Linked DNA regions of Homo sapiens: region 1 is linked to region 2. A link is an interaction called in ENCODE POLR2A ChIA-PET data of the cell type or tissue named here. Cell type or tissue: MCF 10A. All regions are shown on one strand. Links, peaks and the distances in the headings refer to the core of each region. The heading gives the core; the rest is flanking DNA.

Region 1 (2,923 bases), core at 148-2,647, 280 kb after region 2:
GCACAGTGGTTCGGTTCATGCCTGTAATCCCAATAGTTTTGGAAGCCAAGGTGGGAGGATCCCTTGAACCTAGGAGTTCAAGACCAGCTTGGGCAACATAGCAAGGCCCCATCTCTACAAAAAAAAAAAAATTATCCAGGTGTGGTGGCACATGCCTGTGGTCCTAGCTACTTGGGAGGCTGAGGTGGAAGGATTGCTTGAGCCCAGGAGTTCAAGACCAGCCTGGGCAACATAGTGAGACTTCATCTCTACTTTTTTTATGAAAATGAAAAAAAAAGATATACATTCTATTTGGGAGACTGAGGTGGGAGGATCGCTTTTGTTCAGAAGGTCAACAGTGCAGTGAGCTATCATCTCGCCACTGCACTTCAGCCCGGGTGACAGAGCAAGACCCTGTCTTCAAGAAAGAAGAAGGATGAGGAAGAAGAGGAGGAGGAGGAAGAGGAAGAGGAAGAAGAAGAAGGAGGAGGAATCATGTAAACAGATCCAATTAGTACATCTGCTAAAGTAAAGATTTGTTCTACTGTGCAGAGTCCGCTCTGTGTATCTGTCATATTGGAAAACATACTGCATTGGGAAAAATATTAAAATTTGATCTTCTCAGACTTGTTAGGTAATTATAGGAGCTTCTCAATCCTTCTTATGTTGTTCTTTTTTTACTTTTTCCTTCCTCATCTTCATCATCATTTCGGACCTCCTAAATTATGCACGAAGCACCCTCATGAGTCAGGGTCCAAGTTGAGATGCTCTATCTGCATCTCTCAAAACCCCAAGCGTATGCATCCAAAGCTAATTGACGAGTGCTCTATTTCTTCAGGAATCAGTTCAATTGGTTTCTACCCATTGGTATTAACTACATGACTTTTGGAGAGAAACTATCGAGTCTAGACATGGAAGTGTTGAAGTTAGAGTAACCGTAAGAGAATTATTTATTTCACTAACATTTGTTGAACATATACTATGTGCCAGGCAAGGTGCAAAGCCACATCTCTGCTTTCATGAAGCTAACACTCTTTTGAGGAGAGGCAGACAGTAAATAAAGAATCTATGTAGAAAATCACAGATGTTATGGGAGTTATAAAATAAATAAATGGAGGAATCAGGAAGAGAAACTGTCCTGCCACGTGGGTCCCATAGGAAGGTGTCTCTAAGAAGGTGATATCTGAGCTGATCTTTGAAGGCTGAGAATCAGGTAAACATGACAAGAGCCAGTTGAAATGATTTCCGGGAGAGGAACCTGCAAGAGCAGAGACCCAGAGTTTGAAAAGCAGTTGACCTGTCGGCCAATTACATTACAGGCACAAGGAGCAGCTGCATTTTGGGGGCAGAAGCCCCGAAAATGCAGAAACTCATTGGATATCCAAGGAGTTTGAATTATATTTAAGTGCAGAGGAAGGCCAAAGAAAAATATAAAACATGTTGGGATGACAGTTCTGGAATTCAGAAGATGAGTCAGGCTTGAAAATAGAACGAGTAAGTATTCAACAAATACTTGCACATGCATGTTTATGGCAGCATGATTCACAAAATCTACAATGTGGAAACAATCAAAATGTCCATCAACCAGTGAGAATAAATAAATAAAATGTGGTACATCCATACAATGGGATATTATTCAGCTATAAGGATAAATAGTAATGATGTATGCAATGACAGAGATGAGCCTTGAAAACATTATACTGTAGGTGAAAGAAGCCAGACACAGAAGGTCACATACTCCATGATTTCGTTTATATGAAATGTACAGATAGAGAAATCCACAGAGACAGAAAGCAAATTTTCAGTTGCTTTCCCTGCAGGGATGGGCTGCTGCAGGGAAGCAGGATGAAGCGTAACTGCTTGACAGATTTCCATTTGGAGTGATGAAAATGTTTTGATCTATCGCTTCTAGGCCTTTTGGCTAAGATCAAATGAAAATTTTTCGAACTGAATAGAGATGATGGTTGTACAACCTTGCAAAGGTCTTGAACATAACCAAATCGTACCCTTAAACTGGTGAGCTTTTTGGTGAATTTTGGCTCAGTTAAAGAAATATGTAACCTTAGATGTTCTTAACATCATTCAGCAGGTTCAATAAGTAATTTTGGTTTAAGGAGGAAAAATGCTAATCACAAATAGATTTTATGATTAATGACAAACTCCATGGAAATTAGTGAAAGAGAGAGAGGGAGAGTCAATGGAAATCTATTATGCCTTTGCTGTTTCATATACATTATTTCACTTAATTGTCATTGTCTGCCAGTATGATTTTTATCCATTGTCTGCATAAGATCCTTAAAGAAAACTCTCATATTGACAATGAAAAAACTTTGTGGAGCTATTTATAGTGAAAAAGGTCTTTCCTGACTTTTCAAAGCGTGTTCTACCAGCAGCTGCAAACGCTTCCAATTTATAGGACAGTCCCCAGTGACTTTTTGTTCACCGTATCTCAATATCCTAGCTCCTATACTGACTCTTTCTTATTTATATGGATTGGGAAAAAAATATGAGGATGGAGAGTAATTCTATCATATGAGGTTAGCTTCCCACGTTATAAATGCAGTGGTAAATTAGAAAACATGGAAAAGAGAGAATGCTAGCTTGAATATTTCAGGTTTCCACTCTCAGTGCTCTGATAAAATAGAGTGAGGAAACCTGGGGCCCTCGCTTTGTCCCAAGCTGTGTGACATTGCAAAATTGTATCCGTCTGTGACATTGCAAAATTATTTCAGATTTCAGGAATTGATTTTCTAGCCTTTAAAACAAGGGGGGTGGCTTATCAGCAGTTCCTAGCCTTTAGAAGGTGATAAGCCTCTCTGAGAATCTAATGAAAGCCAGACCCTTCTTCCCAGAAAGTGCACAACACACACACATATGCGTGCGCGCACACACACACACACATGCACACAGGGAGATAGTGCCATTATCATGATCTTTTTAGCGC
Region 2 (2,923 bases), core at 328-2,827:
AACAGTAAACTGACATGGCACTGGTGGGCGTGTCTTATGGAGAGGAGCTATTGCTATTGCCACTTCCCTATTTTAGCTAGTCTTCAGTGTGGTCCAAAGTCTAAGTCCCTGCCTCCGGAGTCAAGTTGGGTCTCCTACTTCATAATGAATGGCCTCTTAGGTGATGAAGATAAATCGATTGGTCTCTTTTTGTTTCACACGAATCCACCACATATTGACTGGGGAGTTTGGGATGAAGATTTAGACGACCCAACAGAGAAGTCCCCTCAAAAGCCCATGGGGCCACTCTTCTGAAGCTCCACTTCACCTGCTTCCGCACACCCCAGTCCTGCCTGATACTCAGCTTTTCTTTCTCTCGTGAATAGAGACACACGTTTTTCTCCCTTGACACCATGGAGGTTGGGATTCTGATAAGGATTAGAATGCTACAGATCAATCCTCTAGTACAGTCCTTCTCAAAGTGTGGACATTTAAGGCTGGGTGGATGATCCTCTGGGGTGGGGTGTCCTGTGCACTGCAGGGTGTTGAGCAGTGTCCCTGGGTTCCACCCACCAGATGCCCGGAGCACCAACCACCCCGGTTGCGACACCCAAAGCTATCTCCAGACATTGTCGAGTGTCCCTGGGGACATAGTTGCCTGTGTGGAGCACCGCAGGGTCAGATGAACACAGCAAGGACCACTGACAATGTGAGCATCTGTGTCACCCTCTGCTGTCACTCGCCGGAACCAGAAGGGACGATTTGCAGCCGGTACAGCTTTTTCCCATGCCGAGCTTCCTGCAGAGGCTGCTTCCCAACGCATTGGAAAGTCCCTGGCTCTCGGAGTGAGTCTCAGATCCTCCTGGCTTCATGGGTCCAGCAATTAAGTATTGCCACATACCTTTTCTTTTAGCTCTAAAAATTGTTTGTGGACCTGGGAATTAAAAAGAAAAGAAAAGTGGCGCTAAGCAGAAGAAGCCAGGAAAACCCTGCTCCATTGTTTTGCAGACGGAGACGAGAGAGAGAGAGAGAGAGAGAGAGAGAAAGCAATCCCGACGTTATGAGAATCGGCTGCACGACCATCCCATGCCTTTCAGGAAAACCAACACAAACGCCCCAGTGGAGACATTTTTAACCATTGTAAAATTTTCTAGAAATCTCAGGCATGACTGGTTCTTTTGTGGCTGGCGAATCATATTATACGTGGTGCTGGTGCATCTTGCAAAACGCTTAAAAGATAAGTGTACCACATAGATTTGAACATTGCGAATTGGAACATTTAAAAAAAATCCATGGTTGCTTAATTCTTGGAAACAGAAACAATTTAGTTTATACTCATTTGAACTGTAAACCTAGCTAGTCGTTTGTATACAGAATGTTTGCGGGTATTGCTGACTATGGCTTTGTGGATTATGAAACAGCTATAATAAATCAACAAGAAACCTTGGCAGATTTAGTTGTCTTCCTCCTTTATGCAGAGCTTTAAAAAATGTTTTATGTAATAGGTGCGTGAGATCTTTTCTGTTTAAACAGTCTGCACAAGAGGGCAGTGTATACCACTTAACAAGGTTTTCCCTGGGGACGTGGAAGTTTATTTGTGGTGGCAGAGAGGGAGGTTCAGTAGATTTTTCTTACTCCGCTATAGAAATAACTTCCCATAGAGAATTATGACTCTTATGTATCTATTATTATTGATATTTATTATGTATTTTATAGAATAAACATAATTCACCTCCACTTTTAGAAGATACAAGCTCTTTTCTTTCACTAACTCAGGAATCCAATAGTGAGACACAACTTTCCCTATGCCACATTTACTGTTTGGCTCAGATGAAAATATCAATTAGCCTTTAAAAAAGAAAAGAAAATGTCCTATGAATAAATATTCATGACAAGATGTCCATGCGAAGAGCTGATCATCAAAATACCTAGCACAGTTCATGAGGCTTTTTCCTCTAAAAAAGCATGAAATTCATCTTTTGAGGTACATTTGGCTTCCACCAATGTTGTTTTTGAGTGTTGACAAGCAAAAGTTAGATTTTTAGAGAAGGCTGGTGTTGTTGGTAGCAAAAGTAAAATCATAATGAAATTTTAAAAGATTTATTTCTTCAAGGCTTAGGTTCTTCATTTATTTATTTTTGAGACAGGGTCTCACTTTGTTGCCAGGCTGGAGTGCAGTGGCGCGAGCTCGGCTCACTGCAACCTCCGCCTCCCAGGTTCAAGTGATTCTCCTGCCCAATCTCCCCAGTAGCTGGGATTATAGGCACTCACCACCACACCCAGCTAATTTTTGTATTTTTAGTAGAGACAGGGTTTCACCATGTTGCCCAGGCTGGTCTCAAACTCCTGACCTCAAGTGATCCGCCTGCCTTGGCCTCCCAACGTGCTGGGATTACAGGTGTGAGCCACCACTCCTGGCCCCCAGGCTTAGGTTTAGTAAGCAAACAACAACTAAAAAAACAAGATAAAAAATGACATGGAAAGATAAGTTTATTTAGACAAGTCATTTAAAGCAAATCCGGGTTTAGAAGAAAATTTAGATTGCAAGTTTCCTGAGGGCAAAAAAAACCCTTCTTTTCATAGTTCTTTTTTATTTTTTATTTTATTTTTTATGAAAAAAATTAGAGATAGAGTCTTGCTATGTTGCCCAGGATGGTCTCGAACTGTTGGGCTCAAGCAATCCTCCTGCCTTGGCCTCCCAAAGTGCTAAGAGTACAGGTGTGAGCCACCACACCCAGCCTATGGTTCTTATATTTTATAAAGTATGTAATGTTTTCCTCATTTTTTGCATCTTTTCCTTTCTCCCTTCCTGTATCTTTTCTTCCTCAATATCACAATGAAAACATATTGTAAGGGCTGCATTGCCTGATGTATGAATTTCTAAACAGGGCACTTTGAACAAAGAGGATTATCTGTGGCATCAAAATTCAAGTCACCACTAGAT

The links. ChIA-PET counts read pairs that join two places held together with the same protein. Peaks named below come from ENCODE experiments on the same cell type or tissue, not always from the same donor. Only the 100,000 strongest peaks of a DNase experiment are listed, where the experiment ranks them.
Region 1: POLR2A ChIA-PET joins it to region 2 with 8 read pairs; 2 of 35 experiments call an interaction of 5 or more read pairs at or near these places.

The regions. Positions count from the first base shown.
Region 1 is chrX:3,267,582-3,270,504 of GRCh38, reverse strand. No RefSeq gene overlaps it. Among named protein-coding and RNA genes, the nearest start is that of LINC01546, 2.8 kb to the left of the region's middle. In MCF 10A, for the core only: no CTCF peak of the experiment used is centred there; a DNase peak (open chromatin) is centred at 1,524.
Region 2 is chrX:3,547,456-3,550,378 of GRCh38, reverse strand. No RefSeq gene overlaps it. Among named protein-coding and RNA genes, the nearest start is that of SNORA48B, 17 kb to the right of the region's middle. In MCF 10A, for the core only: a CTCF peak has its summit at 1,533 (motif pointing right); a DNase peak (open chromatin) is centred at 1,528.